Linked DNA regions of Homo sapiens: region 2 is linked to region 1. A link is a contact called in ENCODE Hi-C or POLR2A ChIA-PET data. All regions are on one chromosome and are shown on one strand. The core of a region is the stretch at or near the end of the contact, and the rest is flanking DNA. Distances in the headings are between cores, read along the strand shown.

What was found. Hi-C counts contacts between places; a loop is a spot of excess contacts on that map. ChIA-PET counts read pairs that join two places held with the same protein, here RNA polymerase II (POLR2A). Pooled maps may share reads with other maps.
Region 2: a loop to region 1 is called in a map of B cell, with 19 times the contacts of the local background. The contact joins the promoter of PRDM1 here to the promoter of PDSS2 in region 1. A Hi-C loop is called at or near these places in 1 of 168 maps with a recorded cell type or tissue (B cell) and 5 of 50 pooled maps. POLR2A ChIA-PET finds 5 or more read pairs at or near these places in 1 of 52 experiments (GM10248).

Annotation. Positions count from the first base shown.
Region 1 is chr6:107,457,513-107,462,137 of GRCh38, forward strand. It overlaps PDSS2 (decaprenyl diphosphate synthase subunit 2), which reads right to left and starts at 2,052. Exons shown (of 8, transcript NM_020381.4): 1 at 1,478-2,052. The coding sequence starts at 1,773. RefSeq lists enhancers at 1,923-2,372, 2,093-3,014.
Region 2 is chr6:106,083,742-106,088,366 of GRCh38, forward strand. PRDM1 (PR/SET domain 1) reads left to right here and starts at 2,595. Exons shown (of 7, transcript NM_001198.4): 1 at 2,595-2,854; 2 at 4,460-4,625. The coding sequence starts at 2,813. RefSeq lists enhancers at 976-1,045, 2,223-2,942.

The sequences.
Region 1 (4,625 bases), core at 802-3,301:
GGAATTGAAGGGTAGCATCCCTGGCCTCTATCCACTAAATGCCAGTAATGTGCCTCCATTCGTGACAACCAAAAATGTCTCCATACATGCCAAATGTCCTCAGGGGGGGAAAATTGCCCCAGTTGAGAACCAGTGCTCTAGTCATAAAAGCCAAGAAGAGATATGAAAATGTTCCTAATTGAAGAAGATGAAAGAGATATAACAACTAAACGCAATACTTGATCCTGGACTGAATCCTGTCCTGGAGGGTAAAGAATGCTATAAAGAACATTATTAGGCCAATTAACAAAATTGAAATTAAATGGTAGATTAAATAAAAGTATTGTATCAATATTAAATATACCTAAGTTGGTAACTGTAGCGTACTTACGTAGGAGATTACTGCTATGCTTAGGAAATACATACTGAAGTATTTAGGGGAAAAGGATCGTGATGTATGCAATCTACCATCAAATGATTCAGAAAAAAATATATAGAAAGATATATACACGTGAATAGTATATATATCTGTGTGTATATGTATTTAATGTATATATTGACATATATAGACATATCTACGTAGCAGGTGGATCTGATTAAAGAGTATGCAAGTGTGTTCTTTGAACTATATTATTTTTGTAACTTCGCTGTATGTTTAAACTAATTACAATTCAGGTGTGGGGTTTAAGTGGAAGAAAAAAAAAAAACTTTTGGCCGGGCACGGTGGCTCACGCCTGTAATCCCAGCACTTTGGGAGGCCGAGGCGGGTGGATCACGAGGTCAGGAGATTGAGACGATCCTGGCTAACACGGTGAAACCCCGTATCTACTAAAAATACAAAAACAAAATTAGCCGGACGTGGTGGCGGGCACCTGTAGTCCCAGCTACTCCCGCCTGGGCGACAAAGCGAGACTCCGTCTCAAAAAAAAAAAAAAAAAAAACTTTTATAAATCCTAAAGGCAGGTTTCACAGCAGTAGTACAGCATAAGTGATAAACATCCCAAGAAGATAATGACTACTAACGGGATAAATTCCTACTTCAACCCCAAGACATTCGTTGGAAAGAATTATCTACCTTCAGCCTCTCTCTCTCTCCTTGCCTACTTTCTGGAGGTGACCCCCTGAACAGTGCGGGACAGAAAATTAATCTATCCCATTAAAAAAAAAAAAAATTTCTAGGAAGTGACTCAATAAACCTACATCTCCGCTCGATTTCTCCACAAATCACTGAGGCATCTTCATCCTCAACAATTAAGAAGCAAAATCGAGGAAAGCATACAAGTGTTTCAAAGAAAACCACTTATGCACTCAGCTGAGCAAGAACGTTAAGTGGACTAGAGAAGAGACAACACGGAATGTCTAGGAGGAGTGAGTAAAAAGGAAGGACTAAAAAGAGATAAATCAGGAGCCAGTCTGAGAGAGCTAGAATGCGTATGCCCGCCAGAAAAAAAAGTATTCCAATGAGTGCGAGTGTGTCAGCGGGAGAGGGGTAGCTCACCTGGCTGTGGTAAGCAGAGGGTGCTGAGTGCCCACCAGCTTCCGCACCTGCATAGCGATGTTGCTGAGCTCGTCGCTCAGCAGGCAGCGAAGGCTCATGAAGGACGTGGGGTACCCCACGATCTTCTCCGCCTCTGACACTACCTGATTCCAGTGGGCCGGGGACTTGGAGGACCGACCACGCCAAGAGCCCACCGAGGAGATGGTGTCGAGGGACGGGGACCACCACAGGCGACGCGGGGAACCCGAGGCTCCAAGATAACGTGGCAAGTGCAACAGCAGCTGCCGAAAGTTCATGGTTTGAGTCTGGAAGGGTCTGGGACCTGGGGGTATCCAGAAGTGCCGCGGGAAACAAACCAGGGGCAGAGGAGGAACTTACAGTAACTAAAAGGAAGCGGCAATTCTTGACCCTCAGAGTAAGGTGGCTTCCTGGAGCAGTGACCAGAAACGAACTTTAACTGCTGCTTTCTGCAGCCCAGGCTGGGCAAACAACAGTCCCAGCTCAGCACTGCCCCCGGCCACCCGGGGTAGAAACCACAGCCACTGCCTATGTGGAGGACGCCATATTGGAGGCATGGAATGCGGCCTGCCGTAAAGACAGAGGCGGGTTGTTAAGTATACTCTCTACTTTACGGCGTACCCGAGAACGCCCCCGCAGGGGCGGTGCTTTGGAGGTGAACCCGGGTTGGGAGGTTCAGCTCCTCCCACCCCGCCGCTCTGGGCCAGCAAAGGTCGTCAGTGACAGGGATCAGTTGTGGGCGGCGAGTGGTCCCTCTGCACACGGTATCTGGGCCGAGTCTGGATTCATTAGAGTCCCCGGCGCCCAGCACTGAGTGGCATGCATAAGTATTGGTGTCACGAACAACGGTCAGCCCCCGGCTTGCCCGCAAGGAAGGGCGTCGGGCGGAGGCACCAGTTCCTCCCGGAAGCTTTTTGTCGCTATCGCCACCAGCCCCTGGCAGTGGCAGTGGCCGTGGCCGGGCGTGAAGGCGGCCTCTCGGGCTGCATGCCTCCTGGAGCTGGGGCCACGTCTCAGTGGTGGAACGCCTAGTCGGGGCGTGGGGCTGAGCCCTCGTGTCCTCAGGGCCCAACCAGACATAAGGCAGCGTGGTGCGGCGGAAAGGGGTCCCAAGGAAAGTCCTCGGATCCAACTTCGAATTACCGGCCTCCTCGCTGAGCCTTGGGAGAAACAGCGGTGCCTCCTTCCCGCGGGTGCGGAGAGGAAGAATGAAACGTTGCCTACTCCCTGCCTCTTATCTTCCTCTTTATGCCTAGCCTGGAGCTCAACTCCAGGATTGAAGACTATCGCTGACCGGAGTGCTTTTCACGTACTAGTTCATGTATTACTTTATTTAATCCTCAGAACAACCTCATTAAGTAGATAATATTAGTATTCTCCGTGTTTTGTATGAGGAAACTAAGGTGCAGTCGAGTCGCGTAAGTTCCCTAAGACCACACTAGACAGGGATGTGAGCCCAGACAATCTGGTTTCAGAATCCGTATTCTAACCGAAAGATTACACCGTCTAAATAATAGGCTCCCATCCACTCTTTTCTCCTTATTGCTGAGAGGAAACAGTCAATATGATTATCTTTTAAGTAATGCTACCTATTTTTTTTTCAAATGTGCCTAAGATCTTACCTCCTTTCTTATCACCTAAAACAGGTGTTAACCGTTCTTAATAAAGGATATATTATCCATTTTTTACACTCTTAAAAATAGCTTATAAAACTCTCTAAAACTTTCAAAATCCTTCCAAATTCATGGTATTTTATTTTTATTTTTTATTTATTTTTTGAGATGGGTCTTGCTCTGTCACCCAAGCTGGAGTACAGCGGCGCGATTTCAGCTCACTGCAACCTCCGCCTCCCAGTTTCAAGCAATTCTTGTGCCTCAGCCTCCCAAGTGGCTGGGACTACAGGCGCCTGCCACCACGCCCGGCTAACTTTTGTATTTTTAGTAGAGACTGGGTTTCACCATGTTGACCAGGCTGGTCTCAAACTCCTGACCTCGAGTGATCCGCCCACTTCGGCTTCCCAAAGTGCTGGGATTACAGGTGTGAGCTACCAGCTACCATGCCCAGCCTGTCAGTATTTTTTAAATGAGCATCATGCATAATACTGTACCAGCCTCTTGAGCTACAAATAAAGATTGGGACTTAAAGAGTAGTTGTTCACTTTGCAAAACAAGATGATTTTCTCTACAAAAGATTTAGCTTCATACTCTCCCTTTGGCAAGTTTTCCTTGTGATTTAAATTTTTTATTTACAAAAATTCAGTTTAGGTGTAACTTTTCAGGGGCACATTTTATTTAACATGAATTGTGATTATAAGTATCAAACACAGTCTATGCCCTTAAAGTAAGTAAGCTGAAGTTTGAAAATAATTCCTGTGAAAGAGATAAACTCTTGGCAACAAAATTCAGGTCTGTTAGGAGATGAAAATAAATATGGAGAGTGAGATACTTTACCATTCCAGGAGATGAAAATAAATATGGAGAGTGAGATACTTTACCATTCCAAAAAGTTCCAAGGCCAGAGCTTCTGGGTTATCCAAGGTGAAAGAAGTCATGAAAATACAAAGATAGATAGAGACTAATGTGATATATTGTGCACCTGAGGCTGTTTCTTCAGCCTCATGGTACCTTAAGGGTAACTTTTCACGCAATTTCCTCAATAGCAATTCACAGCATGTACTTTAATTTCTCCACAGAAGCCAAGTGCATTATTCTCTGGTCATACTCTATTAACCAAGTTTTTGATTATTCATGGGACTTTGGGTCCCATTTACTTTAAATAATCAGCATTTTCCTTTATACTTACAGTTAAAAGGTTGCATTATACTTAATGATAATCAGTTTTTAGAAGGTTAAAATGGTATTTGTTCTTTAATCTCCCAGATAAATATATAATTCCTTAGAGTCTTTATGATTAAAGAAATTTCTGAATTGCTAGTGACTTTTGGAGAAACAGGGAGGGGGAGTATCTGTGATTCTGCCCTTCCTCTGCCACTGATAATAGTTATATTAAAGATGTCTGTGAATGTGTGCATAAAGAAAGAATACAGCAGGATTTCTCAGCCTTGGCATTTTTGGCGTTTTGGACCAGATAATTCTTTGTTGGGGGAAGGGGGGCAGTCCTGAGTATTGTA
Region 2 (4,625 bases), core at 1,345-3,844, 1.4 Mb before region 1:
TTTTCGGTGTTCTAACTTGGGGGGAAATAATATAGTGACTAAAAATGCACCAAGTTATTACTTAGAAACAAACCCTTTGAGACATAAGATTCCAGACAGTGGCAGCCTCTGATAGCTCTCTCTGCACAGCTGTACTGCTGCCAGGGTCTCCCAGCTTTAGTCAGCAGTAAAAAGGTGCACTGCTCAGGCCCTCTGGGAGGACCGAGTGAAGTTCAGAGGTCAGTCCCTTTTATTCCCCCTTAATGGTTTTGTGCTGGACAATACCTAAATATTACAATATGGACATGTTTTTTCCTATTATGGAGCAAGCTTCCTTTCTTTTATTTCTTCTTCCTTTTTGGTAGCTTTCATTTTAAATGATGATATCCATCATTGACTACTATAATCATAGTCAAAAGTTGGTTTGGAGGTTTTTTTTTTCCCAATCACTTTGAGACAAGAAGCAAACATGTGAAGGACTTTACATTCCAACACTCTGTGTCTGAAAATTTACTTTCCTTAAAGTTCTACCCGTGGCCTTGTCCAGCTCAGCTGGGACACCTGGAACTAATTTTAGGGTTGCCTGGCTAAGCCCCACACTGGTATTTGAAGTTTGCGTCCTCCCTAGACTCAAGCCCATTTCACCACCTCTGAAGGTGAGTGCAGGCTGATATTAATTAACAGTGAGTTGATTCACTGGCATCTTCCAGTCATTAAAGCAAATATTTGGCTTAAAATAGCCTTCTTCCCACCTCAAATATCAAACTTTTTGCCTATTCCCTTACTCTATCATGGTTGACTCACCAGCAGTTGCATGATGGTGTATGTGGCCTAAGAACAGAGTTTGATTCTAAAAGGGAAGTGAAATACTCTTTAACATCTGCAAGTGAGACTGTTTGAACAGCAGGCCAGCCTTCAGTATGACTACATTGTTTTTCTGTCCATTGTGGTGCTGACTCAGCATCAGTTAATAAACCCTCTTGAGCAGGCTGGATTTCTCTTGTTTAATTATCAGCTTGGAGCTTTCTGAGGACTCTTAGGAATTGTTCATTCAGTTTTCCACCCCCAGCAGATCTGCCTTCTAAAAGTCCTGCTTCCTCTTGGTGCTAGCGTCCCCTCTGGCATAACATGCAATCACAGGTGGGCCACGCAGCAAGCAGCGAGTGTGTGCTAATCATGTCCCCTAGTGGGAATTTAATTGTTCTGTACTGAGAGAGAGATTGCAGCAAGACTTTAGACACCATTTCCTGGCAAATAATCTTTTGCCTCTCCCCCTCTCCCCTAAAAAAAATTCTAGAAAAGTTTTCTAAAAGTGAGAAAAGAAATTTTAAAGATAAACAGACATATTTTTTAGGATTGAGTTGGGCTTTTGTTTTGCTTTGTTTCATTTCTTCCTGTAAACAAATACTCAGATGTCCATTTCATTGTATGACTAAGTTGGTATCATTAGGTTGGAACTGGGTGTGTGTATGTGGGTGTGTGTGTGGGTGGATGTGTGTGCACACGTGTATTTAAAATGTTAGAAAAGACATTGCAGGTCGAAGGAGAAATGATTTTAAAAAAACCTACCTATGGTAAGGCAAGCAGGAAAAATGGAAGACCTGGATTTCAATGATCTAAATAATAATTGAAATGGGGTGTTTGCTATAAACATTGTTTCTCTGAATTAAAGGATTCCTTGCTGAAGGCACAAGACCATTGAAGGAAGTAAAGCATCTGGTTTGTTTTGTAATGAGAAGCAGGAATGCAAGGTCCACGCTCTTAATAATAAACAAACAGGACATTGTATGCCATCATCACAGGATGTCCTTCCTTCAACAGAGGACTGACTGGGCTGGAGGAAAAGCTGGCCGGGGCTCAGAATAAGCCCCACTAATTACTGCCTCCGACCGCTTTCCACTTGCAGTGATCAGTTCAATATTCCTCTGAACTGTGAAACGACTAATGCTCTACATTTTACTTACACTCCTGGGAAGTCAGCCTGTGGGTTCTGGGAGGAGAGGAAAGGAAAACAAACAATCTGTAGAATTATAACTTTTGCCTATTTCCCTATTTACTAAATAGTTAAAAGAGGAAAGTTAGTTCTGCCAAGTTTGAACGTTAGCAGGAGAAACGGAATGTTACAACTTTTGGGGCGGGGGGCGGGGAAACGTGCGTTACATACACAACAGCTTGAGGACCAGACAGCTCCACTGTATTACACTAGCTGCAAAAACAATTTAACTTGCTCTTTTGAAGTAAGATTTGTGTCTTTTGTACCTGGGGATTTGAGCTGAGAAATCAGAAACTGTGTAGGTAAATTTTAAGTTTCCTTAATTTAAGGAACGTGCGCCCCCTAATTCTGCCGCGCCAGGAAGGAGGGCGATCTGGAGTGTTTAGAATACAATAGAGCCCAAGTAAGCGTTGAGGTTAAGTGCCTTCAAAGGGAAGTAAGAAGATTCCAAGTCAATGTTGAAATACACATGCGAAGAGAGGAAGCTCTCGGCGGCTGTGCTAGCAATCTGGGGGAAAGCCCTGGGCTCGGCCAGGTGGTGTTGGCCACGTTGGCCACGCCCCCACTTCGCGCAGCCGAGTGGCTAAGGAAATCTTAAGCAGGGAGGGGAAGCCAGACGGTTAACACAGACAAAGTGCTGCCGTGACACTCGGCCCTCCAGTGTTGCGGAGAGGCAAGAGCAGCGACCGCGGCACCTGTCCGCCCGGAGCTGGGACGCGGGCGCCCGGGCGGCCGGACGAAGCGAGGAGGGACCGCCGAGGTGCGCGTCTGTGCGGCTCAGCCTGGCGGGGGACGCGGGGAGAATGTGGACTGGGTAGAGATGAACGAGACTTTTCTCAGATGTTGGATATTTGCTTGGAAAAACGTGTGGGTACGACCTTGGTAAGGAACTTGAATTTTTTTTTTTTAATTCTGAAATTGATCTGAAAACTTTATTTTCTTTTCCTTTATTGTTATTATTATTAATTTTTTTTGGCTAATGTCGCAGTAGAAACATGCTTCTGCTTTAGTGCACTTAGTGCTGTCAAACATTTGTGAGACTTTCCTTATGAATCATTAACCCTTTCAGTTCTAGACATAATTGCCAATTCATTGAAATTTCAGTAGTGGTTCCAGCTCACACTCGTCAAACTATTCCGGGTTGGCTGAAGTTTTCTATTTTATTTTATTTTTAACATGTGTTTGGCGTCATGACTCTACATGTTGGAACTAAATAAAAATAAGCAGGTTTGCTTAAATCATAACTGAGGGAAAAACAACTTTGCATCCAACTTTTTTTTTTTTAAGAGCATCCTATTTAGAGAAGTGGAAGAATGTAAAAACCTCCTTGAAGGACTTCCACAGAATGTTATGTTTACATTTGAACAAACACACATTCTTACATGGAAATGATACCCATATTCCTCATTTTTATCAAACATGTCTATATGAGAAAACCCTTACAGAAGTTGTTTACCTTTTTTTGCCTTTGGAAAACAGTTTTTTTCTGAGTGTGAGGGAGGATTTTGGGGGAATATCCTCATCAATGTACAAGTGGAAGCAGAGCTTGTCCTCCAAGTCTTCTAAATTTGTTATAACTTTAGTTACAGTAAACTGTAGTACATCAGTGACTTCTGGGAATTCATACACTTTCAGATTTAAATGGAAAGTGCTATTTGTAGCTGAGGACTCCTAAAGGAATTCTCTCCAGGGAATTTTATTAAACGGTTTTATGTTTTGTTTTTGCCTTTTCAATTTGGTATGAGATGCTTGCAAGTCAGAAGACACTGCAGGCTGTTTTCCCCTTCACCCATTTTTCCTCCTCTTTTCCTGTGGTCCAAGTGATTTCTAAGAGGCCGTAGCTCAGTGATGCTGGCAGGATGCAACCCTTTTCAGTCTTCCATGTGAGAGGATGAAAGAGAGCTCGCAGCAGAGGGAGGAGGCAGTTGTTTTGAAAGTTGTTTTGCGTTGGGAGCTGGTGGGAAAGTTCGGTCTTCCCCATTTGGAAAAGGCAGGCTGGGTTCCGCTCCTGCACCACACGCGCTTTCCATTTTTAGCTTCATTCAGAGGCAGACAGAGCTCCTTCCTCTTCCTCTCCTTGTTTGTGACACTTTTCTGAGGCAGCTTTTCCACAGTGCCGAGGGTCTGGCGGCCATGACCCCAGGCATTCTGGGACACTGGACTGTGTGCCCAGAACATTTTTCTGCCATGAGAGGTAAAGCCAGGGATTGTTCAGAGGTGATTCTTTTTTTTTTTTTCCTTTTCCCCACAGTGAGGTTGCCACATTCTTTTTTTTTTTTTTTTTTTTAACTAAGAGTAGCATTTAAAAACCTTGCTTCTTTTCAAGGCAGTTTACTTTATACGGCTTCTTGGCTCTTTCTCAACTGTACCAAGCACTCTGCATCTGCTTTTAAAGTCTTCAGACTACTGTATTAGTCATAGCCTCTCAGAAGGAGCCACAGGAACGGCGGGACAATGGGGATTAAAGGCCTTTCCTTTCTCTTCCAGGCTGCCCCCAAGTGTAACTCCAGCACTGTGAGGTTTCAGGGATTGGCAGAGGGGACCAAGGGGACCATGAAAATGGACATGGAGGATGCGGATATGACTCTGTGGACAGAGGCTGAGTTTGAAGAGAAGTGTACATACATTGTGAACGACCACCCCTGGGATTCTG